Regions from separate parts of the Mus musculus genome. Here region 1 is linked to region 2. A link is a loop called in an ENCODE intact Hi-C map of the cell type or tissue named here. Cell type or tissue: left cerebral cortex. All regions are shown on one strand. Each heading gives the region's core, and the rest is flanking DNA. Links, peaks and the distances in the headings are about the cores only.

Region 1 (10,571 bases), core at 852-8,851, 110 kb after region 2:
AAGCTGTTATTAGGAAGCGATCGCGATCTCTCTCTCTCTCTCTCTCTCTCTCTCTCTCTCTCTCTCTCTCTCTCTCTCTCATTCCTCTCTTTGCCTTCTCAATGCTTGGATTTCAAACACACGCTGCCATGCTCACTCTTACATGGGTGCTGGAGATGGAGCTCAGGTCCTTGTGCATGAACAGCACGTGTTTAGCCACGCTCTCTCTCTCCAGTTCAGCAAGGTTTTCTCTAGAGCAGACCTGTGCTTCTTGCTATGCACTGTTTAGTCGTAGGTTTCGGATTCATAATTTTTCAGGTTTCAGAGAACTGTCAAGTAACCCGAGAGAGAACCGATTAGGAGACCCTGGAAGCCAGAGGATCCATTTTAACCTGCGCTTGAAAACGCATAAAGCCTCATTTTAACCAGTTCCCAGGTAGTGCTGTCCCAGTGAGCTGCAGAGGGTAGAACCCTGAAAGCAAAACTACTGGACTTTTTTTTAGTGGATCTTTTTAGCACTTCAGTCTAAAGGTGTGCCCAGCCTTGGACTGCAGGGAGATGAGGCTAGTAAGAATGTGGCCCCAAACAAACTCATAAACTTAAAAACTTATGACGGGTTTCTCCTTTTTGTAATTATTGTTTCTTTTCTTGTAACTCTGTGGCCAGTGACTTCCTGCTATAGTGTCAAGGTTGGACAAGCCTGGGTTTAAGAACTGTGTTCTTAAGAACCTTAAGAACAGCTGGAGAGATGGTTCAGTGGTTAAGAGCACTGACTGCTCTTCCAGAGGTCCTGAGTTCAATTCCCAGTGACTACATAGTGGCTCACAACCATCTGTAATGAGATCTGATGTCCTCTTCTGGTACTCACATATATTAAATAAATAAATAAATAAATCTTTAAAAAAAAATTCCGGGAGCATGCCTTTAATCCCAGCACTTGGGAGGCAGAGACTTGGGAAGGCAGAGGCAGGCAGATTTCTGAGTTCGAGGCCAGCCTGGAAAACCCTGTTTCGAAAAACCAAAAGCACTGTGTTGTCTTTACTGAAGATAGCTGTCTGCAGGTTCCTTCCCGGGACATCTCTTCCCTGGGACAAGGCTTCATCTGTGAAGTTAAGGGCCTGAGACCTCTGGGTCAGCTGTCTTGTCCTGAGGTCACCTCCCGGAAATGGAAGCTCTAGGACAGCAGGAGAAGAAATAGCTCTGCTATGTCCTGGGCCATGAGGAGTGTGTGCCACTCAGAGCTAGGGTCACTAGCCTCTCTCCCACTCAGCACTCCAGAGCCCACCTCTTCTTTAGGGCCAGTGGACTTCCTGGAATCCCACCTGAAAGGGTCCCTGAGCCTCCAGAGGAGAGTCGAACCCCTGCCTGGTTGATTTACTGCTGGCTTCTGAGAAAATCAGGATAATCGTCATAACTCTGGCTGTCCTTTAGTACATTCTAGAAGAGTCTAGAAGGAAGTTCTAATTGACTGGATTCTATGTCCCTTAGGGCTTTTATTCTGTTCAGCCCTTTAGGGCAGAGAAGGCAAATCTGCACTGAGTGTCCTTTCCTTACAGACACAAGGTACAGAGAGGTTCGGGGGATTGTCTAAAGTCACACAGGCTGTCCCAGGTGAAGCCCAGTCAGAGGCCCTATCCCTTACCTCTGGGAGCCTGATGGGGGAGGTGAGGTTCTGTAGAGCTAAAGAGACAGAAGAAACCCTCCTGTACCTTCCTCTAATTCTTGTCCTGCTTGGCCTTAGAACCTATGTAGAAAATGGCAAGCTTGGCCTGCACCAAAGAACAGAACAGAGGCCCCCACCTAGAGGTGAAAGGGATTTATGCTCCTGGACCTAACCAAGAGCCTCCCTTAATGGTTCCTGGGAGCACCCAGCCATGTCCCTGCCGGTTCCGTCCCTCAGGGTTGGCATCTCTGTAGCAGTTTTACGCTCCAGAGTCTCTGAGTCATTATCTTCCCAGACACCATCCTTTTCTCCCATGTTATGGCTGCTTCTGCTGCGGATACATTCCTGTCTCCCACCCCTTCTCCGGGTGCGGGCTTTCTCTCCCCAGTTTGCCACCCCCTCCCCTACAGCTGTCACAGGGAAGGGGAGCAAGTCACAGCCCACGCTCAGAGCTGCCTGTGCAGCTGCCTCTAGACCCCCTGGACCTTGAGGTCTGTCCAGCCATAGTCTGACAATGGTGGTCACATCAGAGGTTCCAGCCATCTGGCCATTTTCCCCTGACGTCCCTGGGGCCCTTTGTGTAAGGACATGGTACACCTGCCATCGAGAATCTTCCCTCAGCAGTCATGTTAATAATTCATACTTTCAATTTCTCTTCTACCCTACCAGTAAAGATTATACTATATCTAAGCTTGCTTTATTTCCTCATTTTTTTAAGTGGGATGGTGTTAACTTCCTAGGGGTTAGAGAGTATTCTGTGTACTACGTGTGGGGTGTAACTATGGTCAAGTACTTGCCTGGTATGCAGAAGGCCCTGGGTTTGAGCCCCAGGTGGGGGGGGAAGAGAGAGAGAGAGAGAGAGAGAGAGAGAGAGAGAGAGAGAGAGAGAGAGAGAGAGAGATGCAGGAAAATTGCAGAATCAAATACAGATCCAAATCTGAATCCAGATGGCCCCTGACTTTAATTCCTGTAGTTCACTTTGGCTTTCTTCCTACCATTCTGTCTGCTGCCCACCCCCCTTCTCTCTCCCTCCCTCTTACCCTTCCTTTCTAGCTTCATCAGCCCACTTTCTGAGCAGCTCCTACCCACTAGGGATGCGGCTTCGGGACAGGGGTGCAAGACACCGTCCACAGAACTTGATTCTCTTACAGCTCGACTCTTAAAGAGCAGAAGTGCTGTGGGTCCCAGTGGGTCACAAGCCTCTCACTCACTCAGTGCTCCAATCACCAGCTTTTGGGCCACAGTGTAAAGACTCTTTAGAGACACCGAGCCAAACAAACAAGCCATCTTCCTCTGGCCCTGGTGCCACTTGTAGAGAGATGGTGGGTGAGCTCTCCCCTCCCCGCCCCTATGCTGACCACTGTGTTAGATTTCAGAATCCCTGGCATCCCAGTGGCATCTCTGTTCCTCCCCCTACTCCCAGGCATATGGCCGCCTCTTTGAACCCGATCCACCTCCCATTCTGGTTCCCTAGGAAAGGAAACTACAAACCTGTGAAGAGTTGTTTACAATTGGCTATGGCTGGGTCGGTCACAATCAGTTGAAAGAGGACTTTATTTACTGAGGGAGGTGGGCAGTGTGGACTGAGGACCAAGAGGGAGGGGAGAGGAGACTAATGGGCCAATGTTAGCTGCAAACCAGCACTCGGAAGGCAAGGCTCTACTTTCTGCTTCTGGTGTGATGGGGCCAGCGCCTGCTGTGCAGAGGTTGGGTCTGGCAGCCCCTACACCTGTGTGCTAAAAACTGCTTACACCTGATACTTACTACCTCAGTGTACTTGGGCAGGATGGCAATTTGAGAGCTAGTCTCTAATCACTTGAGCCTAAACAAGAAGCAACCTCCCATGTCCCCAGTCATAATCTTCCTTCAGACCCCTGGTCAGGTGGGGCTCAGAGCTCCTGACTCACGGAGGGCTTTAGGCAAGCTGAGGGTCTCAGTGGGGAGGGAACTAGGACCTCACGTCATCTCAGTCTCTCTCCCCAGTATCCCATTCCCAAGACACGACACTTCTGGGTTCAGGCAGATGGGTGCAACCAGAGATGGAGTCCTCAGCTGCAAGTCTCCCATGGAGCAAGACCACCGCCCATCTGCCAGGGCTCCAGCCCTGCTTTCTAAGAATAAGTGCTCAGTACTGTAGATGCCACCTGTCCACTGTCATTGTCCTGAGAACAGATAGCATAACTGCTAGAAATCACAGTGACTTCCACAAATAATAAGACTTTGAGGCTTTGAATACCTCTTTGAACCTAAAGCTTGCCTAGCCAGACCCTTAGGACCCAGCAGGGCGAGCCTGCAAATAAAGAATGGCTCAGAGAGGCTGAGCTGCCACTCACAGACAACGGGAGGGAAAATGCTGAGTCTGGGGTTCACAGCAGCTCTAGGGGGACAAAGCACCATCCCCTTGACAGACAGGTCATTCATCCCACCAAGGTCTTGTGGGGACTAAGAGACCCCTGATTTGTCTGCCCCTGGGAGTATATACCTCTCTCATACTGCCTGCACCCATTTTTTGCCATGTTCTTCCTTTGTCTGCCCTCCACCAGACCTTGCTGTTTGCTAGCCTGACCAGAGACAGTATGACCAGGGTTGCTAAAGAGAGGAAGTGGCATCTGCCAGAGGAGGACTTGACCTGTTTTCCATGTGACCTTAAATGAGTGGCATCACTCTCTTGAGCCCCCTCATCCCAGCCTCAGTATGTGGCCTCTGAGGTAGATTCTCTTCAACTCCAAAATACTTGGCTCCTACAATGTCCCTCACACCTAGTGTATGTCTCTCAATCACTATACGACCCACACATCTGTCCTGAAAAGTTTGAATTAGCCCCTGCAGAGCCCTACGGGCCTCTATACCATGAAGGTCCTGACCCCTCTGTAGGGCTGATTGGGATCTGCTTCAACATGGGCCCTCCTCATCTGCCGTTCGCCCATGCTGACCTCTGGGCACTGGCTGCAGAAATGGCTGCTCCAATGGGGCTGCCTGGGCATCTTCCATAGTCTGCTCACAGCGCTTTGGCAACAACCTGCAGCCCCATCCTTTGGCTAAAGATCTGAGTGCTCAGCCAGCCCCAGCAATCACACCTCGCGGCCCATACATTCTGAAGTCCAGAGCAGCACCCTTCACATTATGGGCTGAAATGAGGTTGACACTCCACAGTGCGTTGTGCGTTACGTGGACACCTCTTATCAGCACAGAGAGACCAACACAAAGCAGGAAGGGCCACCTCCTTCCAAACCTGATCTTTTCTTAATGAAACTCTGCTTGCTCTCTCTCCTCCTCATTAACTCCGAGCCTCCGTATGGAACTGAGTTCTGGCTTTTGAGTCACCAGTGGCTTCACCCGACATGTCCCCTTCCTCTCTCTGTCTTTCTTTTTTTCTTTAAGGTAATGAAATGTGTGAACAGTTTGTTCTCAGCTAAAAACAAGCCCTGATGGGTTCTGTACCTCCGTGTAGGAGGGAGAAGGTGGTTCCGAGTGAGGCACTGGCTGCCAGTGGAGCAGGCTGCTTTGAGAGGAGAGATGAGGAGGAAGAGGGAGGCTGGGGAGATCCAAACGCATCCCCTGTGTGATCTGCCTTTCTTTCACTCTCCCTGTGTGTGGACCCCACTGCTGGCCTTTGATCAGAGAACAAGCGTGGGGAACTGGGGACACTCAAGCCTTTTAGGGAGAGCATTAGTGCTTATGCAGGTGAAGAGAAAGGGTGTGACATTCGGGATGCCTTTAACAGGGATTAACATCCTGAGCATTGGCTCTTCACTAGTCATCCCCAAGAAAAGAGAAAGGGACCATTGGTCCACGTATTATCTGCTTCTGTCTGTGCCTGTCAGTGCACATGAGTACTCGCTCTACTGTCTCCCATTGGGGCCAGCATTAGGGTCCTTGTCTGGGGGGGGGGTGAATGGAAACAAAATAAAAACAGCAACATTGACCAACCCCTAGGAGTCAAGTTCTGCAGATACCTGCTGTTTTGCTCACACGAAAGCAATGTTGAGTGACCTGCCAAAGCCTCACAGACTCAGTGGCAGTCCCAGGATACAAATCAAGGAAGTTTGCTTCTAGAGCTACATCCTTAGGCCCCGTGTTAAGATAGACTGGAAAGTCTCTTCTGGCATTTGTCCGTGTGGCTCCTCTGAGCTTCTGTTAACTTGCAGAGTTGATGGGTGTGTGACTGCTGATGTATTCTGCTCTGGATTGGCTAGGCTCCATGCTCTCCAGGAGCCTGCAGAATGCCTAACCCCCTGGAAGCCTTTTGCTCTTTTTCACTTGGATGTCCTGTGTCCTTGGTGTCCCTGGGAGCCACCATGCTCAGGCCACTGCACTGATGTCCTTGTTGCTCAGTTACCGACACTTCATCCCTCCCTCACCTCTCTTCCTATCACACATTACTGCAGGTGTCTTCACAGTCTGCCTCCAGTTCCCATCGGGATGGGGTAAAAGCCAAACTAACCAAAGAAAGGCATCTGGCCAGGGGTAGCAGTGCTAGACTCCTGACTCCTCAGGGATTTTCTGTTAGCTGCTTTCACTTGTCCCCATCTGTCCTCATCAGTCCTGACCAACGATAGGACCATGGAAGTGAGTGAATGTGTGGTATGCATGGATGAGCAAGTTGGCCAAGAAGCTGAGTCCTCAGTAGAGGAACAGGGGACACCGTGGTAAAGTAGAGAGTAGGAGATGTTGTCTGATTTCTCTTCAAGACATTTAATAATCCTGTGGTCCCAGACAAGTGGCCCTGGCTCTCAGGGGTCTGTTTCCTCTTTAGTAGAATGAGGACAGAACCAGCTAGGACCAGGTGATACCCCCCCCCCCCGCACCCCCATCTTCTCCATTCAGTAGCTAGCCTTCTTAGCTTTCCCTGAGAGGGCTGTGCATCTGTTCCTATCACTCTTGGGCTCAGGGTCATTGTCACATTCTCCTAAAACTCTATGCTACATAGTGTTTTGGGGTTCCAAGCAAGAGTCACAGAGCTGGCTGGGGGAGGAATGCATTGTGCTCATTGTCTTAGGCATAGGAATCAACTCTGCCAACTGTCCTGTCTGAGAAGATGCCCTCCCTCAATGGAGCCATATGGCTGGAGGCGGGATCAAGGTTGAAGGACATCCTGTAGGGCTATCAACCTAGCAGATCCCACAATAGACGCTTCTCTTCCCTGTGACGCGTAGAGGCGCCTTTCGTCTGTTTTCCTTAAGAGATTTCATCTTCGCCTGAAACTCTGATCCATTTGCCAAAGTCCCACATCACTTCCACCCTGGACGGGTGGAGACCTTTCTCTCATCCCTCCCATCTTGAAAAGCAGGGGGATAGGGGAAAAGCAGACTGGGGGGGGGGGACCCGGAGGGAACTGAGTTCAGAGTAAGTGGCCGCAATCAGGAGATCCTTAAATTCAGATTCCTGGCTGCCGCAGGTGGGAACAGGGAAGGCGCCAGGTGTGGGGGAGGGGCGGGGTGTGGGAAGAGTACCCAGCAGATGGCCTCATGTGCCAGCCCAAGAAGAGCATCCCATACTTTCTCAACAGGATGCTGCTAGCATTTGAGTGGGAAGTCCCTTTGTTCTGCTGGGCCGCCCTACACATGACACAGTGTTAAAGACCTCTGGAAACCCAGGCACCCCACCTCAGTGATAACCAACCTCTCCCCTTTACTAACAGCACCTGAAGGAAGGAGGGCCCCACCTTTATGAAGGTGGTAGAGGCCACTGAAGGACAAAACAGGAATGGCAAGGTCAAATGTTAGCTTTAGAGATTTCACACTGGGCTGGAGGGGGGAATGCCAGGCAGGCTGGCAGCAGGGTAGCCAGTTAGAAGCTTAAATAATGATATTCATCTGCGGTAATATTAATAGAAGAGGCTTCTGGTGGCTGGAGGATTTTATGTGGGTGTTTGTGATCCTGCCCAGTGTCTCGGAAGGGACTCCCGAGGAGGCAGGAATGAAAAAGTCCAAGATTAATTTATTAAATTAATTAAACGCTCCCTGCTAATGATGTCTTCACATGGGTTTTCTGTGGGATTTTTTTAAAGTGGGGAGCAGGCGAGATGCCGGAACTAGGAAAGGGGGGAGGGTGGGTGGCAACGGAGGAGAAGGCGGTCTCTGAGTAGTGAGCACGACTTTGCAAATTAAAAATGAAAATTCAAGTAAAGGCCTGGCATGTCAAGAGATGTTTTGTTCAAACTTGAAATCCTGAAGCATATCCAGTGGGACCCATCTTGTCACTGCCTGGGAAAAGGAAGGCAAGCGGGCTTCTCCAGGTTGGGCAGGATTTCGATGCCCGGTGGTGAAATAGGGGCACTTTAAAGGGGTGGAGAAGCCTATAGCCCCAGAGCAGTACTTCCCAAGTGTCCTTGTGCATAGCACGACCCGAGGCTCTTGCTGGAATGTGAATTCTGATTTCTTGGGCTCTTCGGAGGCTGTATACACCTAAAGCTCCCAAGGATGCAGATGTGGTCCTTGCATGGCAAGAGGACCAAGCCTTGTTGGATTCTCCCAGGTGGGAAGTGTTAAAGAGCTGACGAGCTTGGTGGATAAGTGAGGGAGAGAAAAATATGGATGCCCACCCACAGGGTTTATTCCCATAATTCAGAAAGCTGTGGAATTCTTGGTCTATAAAATACAGGGTGAGATCCGAGATCAGAAGGAGGGCAGGAAGTAACCTTAGTGTCTCGGGCCTGTAAAGGAAGCTACTCAGGAGCCTGAGGCAAGAGGAACACCATTTAAGTTCTGCCTGAGCTATAGGATGAGTTCAAGGTCAGCCCAGGCAGTTTTAGTAAGGTCCCATCTCAAAATAAAATGCTAAAATTCAGCTAGGGGTATAGATGAGGGGTTGGGAACTCTGGAGTCAGTCTCCAGGAACAGAAAATGGAGGAAGAAGAGGAAGAGAAGGATGAAGGGCAAATATGAGAGTAAGAAGAGCCAAAGCTATCCCTGAAGGGTCATCTGAGAATAGTCCCCCTCCTCTCCTTTTAAGCAACTTGCCACGTGTGGAGCTTCATGCCCCGCAGGCTCTGGGTTCCATCTGCCCTAGATTTATTTTCACTGCAGCTGTGACCATGGAAGCCAGGCTCCTTGCAGAGGAGGAGACTCCCAAGGACCATCCCAGGAAGGGGTATTAGGCTGTTTGACCTGACAAAGCCTCCCAAGGTGGCCTGCTCAATCTGGCCCTGGAAGGCAGGGGGCATTTAAGAAACCTGGCTATGTAGGTAGTCAGTCTATGCAATGTCGCCTTGGTAAAGGAGGACCAGGGAGCCCCCACATCCATGCTCCCACATTGTGCCCACAAGACTTGAGCCCTACCTCTGGATATGAGAGGGCAATCCCTCAGCTTCGTTAAGATCATCCTGTTAGTAGATTGAAGGGGACCTTTCTTGTCCCCTAGTGCTATGGAATCTTTGAGACATGGATGGTAAACCCTGCTGCACAGGGCACACTGCAGTGAGGAGTTCAGCTGTGCCTTACTGGAAATTCACTGTTACTACTGAATTCCCAGGAGAGTGTGCCCCAGAAACGCGTTTCTAGTCCCCTCCCACCAGCGTGCCGTGCCCCCAGCCACACTTCTGACAAAGCCCCTTAGTGTTTCTACTCCCACGGTTTTAGTATGAAAATCCACCTTGTCAGTTCGAACACTCCCAGCCCCCAACTCCATCTGAGTGAAAGTCGGTCTTTTCCTGTCAGGCATGGCCTGGTCCAACTCTCTGTGGCTTTGTCTCCTGCTACTTCTCCCATCCAGATTCAGTGGACTAGAACATTCCATTATCCCTGAACATGCCTCTTGTGCCATCCTCGGTCCTTCAGAGCAGCTGTTTCTGCTTCCTGGGATGTTTTCCCTCTGATATCTGCACGGCTCCCCTCAGGACTATTTAGAAAACCTTTCCCTGAGTTCTAGCAATAATCATGCTCCCATCTTCTCTGCTCAGCATGTACCCCTCCCTCTAAAAGCCTAAGCTGGGAGTCATTTGTTTGCTTACTCTGCATGCCAAGGCAGATGCTTTGTCCAGTCTATTACCTGCTATATTCCATAGGCTCCAAATACTTCAGCACATAGTAGGTGCCTTGTGTCTGTTCACTTGCCCCAACCCAAATTTCAATCAAAAGCTTGGGCCAGGACAAGCTTTCTTGCTCCTGCCACTCCAGATCTGGGACATACCTAGATAGGTAATTACAAAGAGAAAAGAAGAGATGGCTGTTTTGCATAGTCCTGGCTTTAACAAGCCCAGCCTATTCCAAACCATGATGGAAGGTTATGAAAGAAAGAACTGAAGGGTCATCCAATTAGCTGCTGACACCGTAGATCACACCCATTGCAAGCCTTCTACCCCCTACCTCTCCCTATCTGTGACTTTCCCTGGGCCCTCTGACCTTTGCTGTGATGGGCAATGGCCTTTTTGGTAGTCTCTTGAATGCTGGTTTAACCCACAATACAGCCCCTCTTTGGGGCACCAAAGTCCACATCATTAGAGACAGAGTAATTCACTAGAGAGGGAGTAGAGCCCCATGGGCAAGTATAGCATTTTGGGGAAAGGCTGCCAACTCTCCTCCCAACCTCAGGGCTCATTACCACAGTGACCTCTGGCAAGTCCCCCTTCTTCTCTCTGCTCAGCTACCTTCTCCACAAACTGTAGCTCATCCAGTGATTGGTTAGTGTGATATGTAAATGAGTTGGCCTATGGAAGGCTCTTAAAACAGGCTGGCCTGTATGTAAGAAGTGTTCTGCAAAAGTGGGCCATTGTCACCATCCCCCATTGCCTCCATAATGTCTCCTTCCCCCAACTTTCTCTCTGGCCTTGGCAATCCAGGCCAAGTTCTTCATGGGTCTCTGCCCTTCCATCCTGGGACCATGCCTTGACCCTCACACCCTTGCCTCATCTTTAGGGCCTCCTTGAATCATGGTGGACTATTTAAGAGCTTCATTCTTCAAATACATGCAGGGATCCTCAAGAATGGCC
Region 2 (10,571 bases), core at 954-8,953:
ATCTCCTCCCCTGCACTTTGCATCTCCTTAAGGTGCAGGCATGGCAAGAAGCCCCCACACAAGGGGAAGGAAAGGGGGCTTTGAGTACATTTGACTGCTCACTGTCACTGCCAGAGGGCTTCCTGAGTACCAGAGAGGAATATAATGTAGGAAATGGCAATACAAAAAGTAAGACCTGTTTGTTATCAGGTCCCTCCACCCCTCTGTCTGTCCATCTCTCCATCCTAGTCCTTCTTTCCCTCTTGCCCTCCCTCCTTGCCTTCCTCCCTTCCTATATTGGTGAACACTGTCCACATTTCTGCAGCCACTTGCCAGGGTCCCCAACTCCTTCATTACGGCCTTGTCATGACATGGGGTGCAGGACCCCAGGTCCCCCAGCAGAGCAGTTTCTACCCCGGCACAGTCAAGGTCTTTGTGAGCAAAGCCAATGACATCAGTAATATTTAGTTGTGCCATGCTGTGCTGGCCACCAGGCTTGTCCTAGTTAATTCTCACCTGACTTCCTGCCAAAGATGCTGAGCTGTCTCCACTTTCCAGGTGAGGACACCACGATCTGACACACAAATGTTTCCCAGGGGACTCTGCGGCAAGTGGCAGGGTTGGACTGAGTCTGACACAGTCTGAGTCCAAGGCCACACTCTTAAGGGTAGTGTTGGAAAGTCTCTCTGCTAGTAGGAGCCCCTGAACTTATCCTCCCTTAGATTTCTCTCTATGTCAGAAGAATAGAGCTGCTTCCTCTTCAAGGGACAGACATGGTGAATGACCTCACCCTTTAGGTACCACACAGGTCTTGTGTAATCAGCATGAAGGAGATACTAGCGTTCTAGGGAGTACTTCAGGTGGATGGAGAGGAAACCTCTTTTTCCTCTAGCCTGGAGGCTCAGAGCTGGGGCATCTGTGCTGTCATCCCAGGCCCTCTCTGGCCTTGTCCCCTTGTTGCAGACAGGGCTCTTTCATCCCGTCTGACTTAGTGGTTTATTTTAGGCACAGCCTGACCAGGTGCTCTGGGGTCAATAGGCTTAGCTTTAAATAACTGGATTCTTCTCCATGAGTTTCTCCTTCAACAGGAAGGGGCACAATGAAACAATGACTCCCATAGGCTAGGGTGGTGTGAGAAGGCAGCAGAAGACAGGACAGGAAAGAAGACAAGTGGACCCTGTCACTTCCTGTATGACCTCAGACAGGTGTGTAGCTTCTCCTCTCAGGGAGCCACCTGCAAAGCACAGCTTTGGGCCAGGTTGTGTCAAACACCCCCCTGAAGTCTGACCTCTGTGCTCTGCTGTCCATTTACAGACAACAAGCCACCTACCCAAAAGCTGGCCCAACCACCGGGGACGGCTGCACAGCAAAGAGCAAGCAACTGCTAGGGTCTGGAGACCTGAATTCTTCAAGTCTGGTGATCCTGTGTGAGCCTCAATTTCCTAGCCAGTTTTAAAGGAGCCTGATGAAACTTTCATAGACTTTATGGGAGTTACACAGAGTAATCGCAGGTGAGAGCCCTTTAAACTCTTAAAATACTGGATTAAAAAATTAAATGTGTCTGGCAGTTCCTTAAAAAGTTAAACGTAAAATTATCATACTATTCAGAAATCTCACTTCTGGGTCTGTACCCCAAGAATGGAAAGTGGGGGCCCAAGGAGTTGTTCTTACAAATGTGCTGATAGCATAGTCATTCACAAGAATCAAAAGTGGAGTCAACCCAAGCATGCATTTGATGGATGAATGAATAAACAAGTGTTGTGTAGACACACAATAGAGTACTATTCAACCGTAAAGAGGAATGCAGTTCTGCCACGTGCTGTAACATGGTTAAACCTTGAAAAGATGCGCTAAGGCAGACAGGAAAGGAGCAAAGGGCTATCTATGCTTTCCACTCACTATGAAGCAGCTAGACTAGTCAAGTGCACAGAGACAGAGGTCAAGGGACGGTTCCAGAGACTGAGAGAAGGTTCCAGAGACTGAGGGGAGGTTCCAGAGACTGAGGGGAGGTTCCAGAGACTGAGAGAAGGTTCCAGAGACTGAGGGGAGGTTCCAGAGACTGAGGAGGGGTTCCAGAGACTGAGAGAAGGTTCCAGAGACTGGGGGGGGGGTTCCAGAGACTGAGGGGAGGGGAGGTTCCAGAGACTGGGGGAGGGGAGGTTCCAGAGACTGAGGAGGGGTTCCAGAGACTGAGGGGAGGTTCCAGAGACTGAGAGAAGGTTCCAGAGACTGGGGGGGGGATTCCAGAGACTGAGGGGAGGTTCCAGAGACTGAGAGAAGGTTCCATAGATTGGGGGGGGGTCCAGAGACTGAGGGGAGGGGAGGTTCCAGAGACTGGGGGAGGGTTAGGTTCCAGAGACTGAGGGGGAAGGGAGGTTCCAGAGACTGGGGGAGGGTTAGGTTCCAGAGACTGAGGGGGAAGGGAGGTTCCAGAGACTGGGGGGGGGGAGGTTCCAGAGACTGAGGGGGGGCGGTTCCAGAGACTGAGGGGAGGTTCCAGAGACTGAGGGGAGGTTCCAGAGACTGAGGAGGGGTTCCAGAGACTGAGGGGGGTTCCAGAGACTGAGGGGAGGTTCCAGAGACTGGGGGGAGGGGAGGTTCCAGAGACTGAGGGGAGGGGAGGTTCCAGAGACTGAGGGGAGGGGAGGTTCCAGAGACTGGAAAGTGGCATGAGGAGCTTCTGCTTAGTTTGATGGGGGAAAAAATCTGGACATGGGACACGATAATGGTTGGACAACATTGGGGCTTTACTTAGTAGTAGTAAGCTTAACCGATGGCTAAAATGAGGGCGGGAGAGAGCTCAGTTTGTAAAATGCTTGCTGTGTAAGCAGGGAGCGCTGAGTTTGGCTCTCCAGGTTTAAGTGAGAGAGACCCTGTTTCAAAATATAAAGTGAAGAGAGATCTATAGGGGGAAAATCACCTGACATGGACCAGTGTCTCCACACACACATGCATACACATGCACCTGCACCCACGGAGACCTGTACACACACCACACACACAAATTTAAAACTGGTTAAAACGGCAATTTCACACTTTACGGATCTTTCCATTTAAAAAAAAAGCACAGCTTTCAAATTTTAGTTTAAAACGTTAGACATATTTTGGCAAAACCTGTGAATGAGAAAACCTGGTTCTTCGCCTGAACTTGGGTGAGACATCTGGAGGAGACAGAACCGCAGCTCCCAGCTTCTCCCACCTTTCCTACTATGCCTCACAGAAAGCCAGGTCAAAACAGGTGGCTATTTGCATGGAGAGTTCTGTGCTGGCACCTAGTGTATCTTCGGGTTAGCTGGACCCCTTCTCTGGAACCTGTGTGGCCTCTTATTTGAGAATTAAGACAAAAGAAGACTTTCACCACATCAGCCTTCCACGTCAGAGTCAGGCATGACATGGTGCCTGTCTCAGAGCTCAGCTGTGCTAGGCTTCCATTTGGTGGCTGATAAGGCACTCTCCTCACTTTGTCTTGACCAGACAGATTCTGCAAGGCGAGGAAGCTGTGATGGTGTGTGTGCAGGGGCGCGGGGGGTGTGGTGGGGGGAGGTTAGGGAGAGAGGGACAAAGCACACATAGAACAGGCATTATCTGTGCATTGTAAATGACTGGCTTTTTTTTTTTTAAGTATTAGGTTCTAGTGTATATTTGGACAGTGCTGGGGATGGGTGGTCTGAGACAGCTTCTCCAGGAAGCTGACTTGCAGAAGTGACTAAGGGTTTGGGAGCAACACGTACGATTGGGCATTGAGATATAGAGTACCAAATGTCTTCAAAGATTTTTAGCCCAGATGTTACTCAGAGCACCTATGCTCTCCCATTCGTGGAGGGAAACTGAGTCCAAAAGAAACAGCCAGCAATGGCTTTGAATGACCGGCCGGGCGAAAAACCCGTGTTCTTTTCCCCTTACATGGCAGACTCTTAGCACATGTATGACATATGCCTCTGTGCGACCATAGGCTCAAAAGCCTGCGAGTTACAGGGACCCCTCTCCTCTCTCGACCAGAGGAGCAGGATCGAGACTGTCTGGTCAGGGTCCCCACCTCTGTCCCCTAAGCTTGTGGGACTAAGTGACCCCAGGCTGGGGCTGGAGTAGCACTCACCACCCCGGGGTGTCGCGGGGGGCTGGGGCGGGGAAAGCGGCCGCCTAGCCCAGCCCCGTGGATGACAGGAGCCGGGGAGCCGAGGAGGGAGGAGCCGCCGCCGCGCGCTGGGCTGAGGAGCAGAGAGAGCGGGGCGCCGAGTGCGGGCGGCTGGGAGCGCGCTGAGCGGGGGAGAGGCGCTGCCGCACGGCCGGCCACAGGACCACCTCCCCGGAGAATAGGGCCTCTTTATGGCATGTGGCTGGTAACTTTCCTCCTGCTCCTGGACTCTTTACACAAAGGTGAGACCCGCGCTGCCGGCGGCTGGGCGGTGGAGGCGGCGGGGCTGGGATGCGCGCGGCTGGAGGCAAGGTGCGGTGCCCAGTGGGCTCCAGGTGCCCGAGTGCTGGACCCACTCGGGTGCATGGCGCTGGGTGGGCGCGAGAGCTGGGGCGGTTCCGAGAGAAGGGTCTGGTGAGAGTCAGCCTGGGACCGCTTGCCAGCCCCCCTGCGCCTGCCGTTTAGGGGCGCGCCCGTGGGGGGCGGTGGCAAAGGAACCCCTGGTTTTCCCATCGCAGCCCAGCTTTAGTTCTGCCCTGGCCCCCTCCCCCAGCCCCCAGCCCGCTCCCGCGGCTTGCTGGAGCTGGGACCCCGGGGTGCCCTGCGAGCCAGGTGGTCCTCGGACTGAGACTTCATCCGGGAGCCCTCGGTATTTGGGTCCTTGGACCTAGGGAAGATCACTCCTGCCGTAGCTTCGTGCGCCCCTCGACCGCCCTCGACCCCCGCCCTGGCGCAAATGCCGGCGCACCGCATGGCGCTTATCCGCGCCTGGCTGGGTGCAGGGCTGGGGAGCTAGGGGTCCCCAGGGGTGGGGGTTCCCTCGGACACCAAGTTTGTTCTTCAGACCCAAGAGTCGCCATCACCTATGTCTCACCCCTGTACCCCAGGCGCTGGCTCCGGCTTCTCTGCGTCTCCCTGACCACCTTAGGCAGCGCGCCCCAAGGTGCAAGACTCTCCGCTCCGGCGCTTGGCCTGCTGGACCTGGGGACAAGTGTTCAGACTGGGGGGCGTGTCCCTTTCCCGGGAGAGAAAAGGTTGCTAGGGGTGGGTCCAGGTGTCCGGCATGTCCAGACCTGCTCCCGGGGTTCCGTGCACCTGATCTGAGAGGCAGCCGGGACTGAGGGGTTGGCAAAAAGCAGGCATTTTCGATGGTTAGCAATCTGGGCACCAAATCGACACTTGGGCAGCGCGGGCAGTTGAGCTTCTAGGCTGTGGTAGAGGACGTGCCCCCGGGCGCGCAGATGGCAGGAGGGAGAGGAGGCGGCCGAACTCCGCGCCCTTGCGCTGTAGAGCACAGACGCTTCTCGGCTTTACCTGCTCAAGCCTCTAACTTTTCTCCTTCGCGCCCAGAGGGCAGCTTCTCCTTTCGCCCCCTTTGCATGGGTTGGCCTGGTCCAATAATAATTCTTGCCCCTCTAGGCAATGGAGAAGGACAGCCAAGAGCCCGGGGGAGGGGTCTAGTCCTCTGCTAATGCCTGGAGATGTACGGAGTTTGTAACCTGCCAGAGCCCAAAGCAATGCTCGGTAGATTAAAGGAGGAACCTAGCCCTTATTAGTGCTATGGCCGGGTCAGAGCCAGTCTGATGGCCTACTCAGAGCCAGTCTGATGGCCTAGTCCACTGGGATTCTGTCCAGAAGATACGGGTGCTGGGTAGCGGGTGGCCTCAAATGGTGAGCAAAGTAATGGACTTTCTCAGGCCAAGGGGGCCACCGGGTAACACACCAAGGCTAGACTTGCTTGCTTAACTCCTTGCCCCCCTGGACTCCTAATCTGACCTCTTCATCCCACCTGAGAGCAACAATCTTGCCTCCTGCTTCCAGTACACACCACACACACACACACACACACACACACACACACACACACACCACACACACCAATTTTCTTTCTTGGGGCTCTTCCTGCTTCCCTCCACCCTGGCAGGCTGGTTTGGCTCACAGCTTTAATTACGTTAATATTAAATATACATAAGGTGAGGAGCGGCTTTCTCTCTCCATAGCTCTCACTCCAACCCCCTTCCCTTTTCCATTTGTCAGGCAAGGAACACGGACCAGAGCTGTGGCCACACTCAGTTGCTTTGTCCCTAACCTTGCTCCCAGGAACAGCCCATTTCTCAGCCCTGCAGCCTCCTTCACAAATACCTGCAGGACTGCACCCACCCCCACCCAGGAGCGCTGCATTAATAAATGAAGCCCCAGTTATTTGATAGGGAAGGAGCAGATGGGGGTGGGGGTGGAGAAAGGCCCAGAAGGCCACAGGGCAACAGCTGGAGGGGCAGAGCCCTCTCCTACGCAGGCAGGAAGTTGCCACAACTAGGTCTTGTGGGTAGACAGGAGTTACCAGGTATGGCGGCCCTGGGTGGCCTTTGGGTCTGCAGATCCTTGGCTCCCTTGCCATTCAGAGCACCAGCATCTGTGCTGGGCGCCAGGCAGCCTTGCCAGACAGGCCTATCTTTTCCTTGGTGCCTTAATTGGGTCTTAGGTGCCAGGCTGATCCCCAGGGGCCTGTTCTGCTTGGGGTGGCATGGTAGGTGGGTGGTGGAGGCGGCTGGGGAGGGGGGAAGACGTAATGTGGGGAAAGCAAGAAAGATGGGGCGTGGTTTATTTCTCTCTCGTTGCCAGTCACCCCCGCGGCACCAAGGAAAATGTAAATGCGAATGTTCCAGCCTGTTACAGAAAACAATATCCTCTTGCAATAATTTGTACGTCCATCTGTGAGGAGCGGGAGGCGGCAGGCAGAGAGAAGAAAACAGGAGGAGATGGAGCGTCCTCTGGATGGAATTAAGCAGTTATTGAATGTGTTTTAAGCTTCTGTTATTTCCATTCCTCTCAAAATACCTTTTTTTTTTTTTTTTTTTTTTTGACGAAGCCCGAGCTCAGCCTGTTTCCCCAGAACTAAACCAGGAAGGTGTTTTAATAATCGGTTATCGAGTCTCCAATAACTGCCTTATTATTGCCAAAACAAATCCAGGTCTGGGCAGCCAGATGAACCCCAGTGAGGCTCTCTCTGTTGTTACATCCAGCGTGCCAGCATCTGTGTTGCCCGAATTTGCATTTTTACTGTGTAAAAGAACAAGCTTCCTCGGCACTAAAATTCCTGTTTTCTAAAAGCCAAAATAATGGGTTGCATTGATTTTTTCATTTCCCACCCCAACCTCTCCGATGGAGACTCAGGGTTCCTCTCTCTGGAGAAGACCAAATTAAAAGCCTTTGTCAGGCCATTAAGAAAATCTCTAGCATTCCGTTCAGTGTCTAATTAAAAAGGGGGGTTTACTGGGGGCATGTTTTTAAAATCTCGAAGTGGCAAGAACAACTTGGGGGTGGGGGTAGGCAAAGGACCAGTGAGTATCTGGGAGGAGGAAAAGGGTGGGCCAGGACCCTGGCTGCTAGGATAAGATGAAGGGAAAAGCAAGTGCCATGATACCCACCGAGCCTTTCAGATGCCTCCTTTTCCTGGGCATCAACACCAGCTGCCTTAATACATTTCTGCCGCAGAACGAGGAGCTCAATTAGACACAAAAAGCGAGTAAGCAGTTGACCCAAAGGCAGTCCTGAAGTTGAGCAGATGCTGGGCACTGGCCAGAGCCGCTGTTTTTCTTACAGAGAGGGGAGAGGTGGGCACACAAACAGTCAGCTTTGGCCTGCTGATGGTTTGCTCAAGAAGCAGTTAGACAAGGGGTCCCCAAACACAGGGCGAGGATATGCTTAGAACATGTCACAGGTGTGGAGCCTTTGGCAGGGGGTGTGTACCATAAGAGCCCTTAGTCTCTCCGTGTCTTTAGGGATGCCATCCTTGTGATTGGTTTGGTTCCCTGCCTTGGCTGGTGAAATACGACTTTATTTGTTCAGAGAGCTCTAGCTGGGTGATCAGGCCTGAGGCTGGAGGTTCCCTCCTTCCCTACGTTCTTGGAGGAAATGTTTCTTGGAGGGGAATTTGAAGTAGTTACAAGGGAAGGTCCCCTAGTTTACTGAAGTGCTTCCCTAGCCCCTAACCTAGTACATTGATTGGAATCAGGGTACCAGAATAGTGAACTGAATGCAGCAGAGATGGCAGGAGGCCAGGAACCTAAGAACAGGCTCCAGATTTGCATATCATTTGCATGTTGATTTGCATGCTCACCTAGCCAGGCCAAGAACCCAGCATCCTAATCCCAGCTTCAGTAGGAGTTAAGCAGTAGCTTTTTCCTTGCATGGAACGGAATGGACAGGAGTGGGAGAGAAAAGGCCTGGTAACTTCCATACAGTTTCCAAGTTTCAGGCCTACCCACACTTAGCACTGTCAGAGCAGCCTGGCAGCTCCCCGTTTCTATATCCAAGATAGAGAGTGGCTCTGGGTGATTAGGATAGGCTGGGTGACAATGGCCAGAGATAACCCAAGGCAGAGCAAATATGGAGTATACGCTGTTCTTCTGGTGCCTCAGGATTCCAGTTATAGGAACCTACCTAGGGGCAGTGCTAACCATCTGGGAATAGAGCATTCGAACAGTGGGAGCAGAATGCTTCGGGTTGTGGTTAGGAGTGACAAACCATAGGTGGATGGGATGGGAGTACTAGGGGAGGCAAGGTGCTGCCTTGTCCTTCAGCCTTTGGGGGGGGGGTGTTGACCATTGAGGCGTCATTTTTCCTGTGATTAAGGTTGTTTGGGCCCACAGAAGTTCTCTGGGGTCTGTGAGAAGGCAGATGAGCTGTATATTGCTTAAATAATGTTTGGAGGGCAGGCGCTTAGGAGAGCAGTGTGATGACTCTTGGCCAGCCAGCTAGGATATCTGTGGTGGGAGCACGGCCTAGGGATGGCCTTGTCTGTTTTTCTGGGGCCCTGAGCAAATCTCACCTGGTTCCAAGTCCTGGAATGTGCCTCTGCATGCTTGCTGGTCCAGAAGGGTTCTGGTCCATTCAAGCCCAGGGGGTTCATGCTTCAAAGGGTGCTCTAAGTGGGGGCTTCAGGGGGTGTGGAAATAGAGGGACAGAGTCAATCAAGTGCTTATCTGTTTCATATATTGGTGTGTGTGCGCGTGCGTGCTTGTGTGCGTGCATGTGTGCGCTCATGTGTGTCGGGGGAAGACTGGTCTGGCTTCAATGGTGGAAATTTGGAGCCAAATTAAGCCCTTTGTGTACATCCTGGCTCTGCATTTACTGGGTGTGAGATGTAGGGGGGAATCTCTGAGCCTCTCTCCCTCTATCTGTGAAGTGAGACTAAGGAAGATAAAGTATATACTGTAGCCAGAACAGAGCTGGTGCTCAATAAACATTAGGCCCCTCTGCTTCCTACATTACCCACCCCCGCCTTCATCCTCCTGCCTTGACCTCAAAAGAGATTTGGAAATCCTGTCTCTCCTGAGCAGTTGTATTAGCCAGCCACATTTCCAGGAAGGTTAATGGTCTTCATCTTTATGACAATAAGAAAGACCAAATGAGGACAGGGGACATGAATTCATTCCATCTATCACCTTGCAGGGTAGCCTTTGGGATTCTGTTTCTACAAGACAGCTGTAGCCAAGTGGACATCTGGTTGTCCTTGGGGAGTCCCACACCACCCTCTCCCCATTCCTCATGGCTAGTGGCAGCAGCTGGAGAGGGCAGTGGCCGAGGAAGAGCCTTTGAGGGGAGCCAGGGCTGGTTTCTTGTCTCCAGTGAAAGCTGGGGATGCTGTGTGTCTTCGCCATGCTTAGTGTAGGGAAAGCAAGAAGCATGGCTCTAATCCAATGCAGAGAATGGACAAGTGTTCCTCATAGGATGAACCTTCCAAGTGTCTCTTCCCGCTGAGGTGAGCCTCTCTGTTGTCTAGGTAGTCCTGTGTTCAGAGACTACCCATGACCTTCAGAATCCTGATCACCCCTTACTCTATGACTCAATCTGCCATTCAGAAAGAGCATAAGACACAGAGGTCAGGGGACGCCCATAGCAGGCTATAGCCTAGGGAAGTCTGTAAATGGGAAGAGGGATGGTTGTGAGCACATCAACCCATGTGCTCTGTTGGACAGATGTTTGTCCAGGGCTGCTGTGGCGTGGGCAGCATTAGCCTTAGGTGCCACCGGTGCCACTCCAGCTGCTGCTCTCCTCGTCTGTTCAGCACCCCTGCCCCCTCCCCATGCCCTTGCTCCACATGATGCTTGCTCTGACAGTTTCCAAGGTCACCATCTTCATTAAGAACAGTTATTCAAATGCTAGTTGCATATTCATGAAGCTGATTTTTCCAAAGAGATGTGTGTGTGCGCGCACGCACACACGTATATGCACATGCATGGTTGAAGAGAACAGTCTCTGTGGACCTAGAAAACAAGGTTTGGCTGACTTATCACAGGCAAGTTGAGATGATTCTATCCTATAGTCTGTAAGATGGGTAGAATGACCGGTGTCCCAGCTGTCCCACGTGGCATATATTACTGAGTGTGTGCAAGAATAAGGGGCGTGAAATCCAATACTGTGTGGCAGTGCTTTGTACATAAAAGGAAGCAAC

The links. Hi-C counts contacts between places; a loop is a spot of excess contacts. Peaks named below come from ENCODE experiments on the same cell type or tissue, not always from the same donor. Only the 100,000 strongest peaks of a DNase experiment are listed, where the experiment ranks them.
Region 1: a loop joins it to region 2, with 9 times the contacts of the local background. A loop is called at or near these places in 3 of 42 quality-filtered maps.

What each region holds. Positions count from the first base shown.
Region 1 is chr9:45,532,761-45,543,331 of GRCm38, forward strand. The region is part of intron 3 of Dscaml1 (DS cell adhesion molecule like 1); the gene reads left to right. Among named protein-coding and RNA genes, the nearest start is that of Gm22069, 97 kb to the right of the region's middle. In left cerebral cortex, for the core only: a CTCF peak has its summit at 1,786; DNase peaks (open chromatin) are centred at 2,001, 2,717, 5,069, 5,962 and 2 more places; H3K27ac peaks cover 5,306 bases.
Region 2 is chr9:45,426,157-45,436,727 of GRCm38, forward strand. Dscaml1 (DS cell adhesion molecule like 1) reads left to right here and starts at 4,197. Exons shown (of 33, transcript NM_001081270.2): 1 at 4,197-4,356. The coding sequence starts at 4,311. 4833428L15Rik (RIKEN cDNA 4833428L15 gene) reads right to left here and starts at 5,076. Exons shown (of 5, transcript NR_040732.1): 1 at 4,989-5,076. In left cerebral cortex, for the core only: no CTCF peak of the experiment used is centred there; DNase peaks (open chromatin) are centred at 4,201, 5,467, 5,652, 6,036 and 3 more places; H3K4me3 peaks cover 4,045 bases; H3K27ac peaks cover 3,914 bases.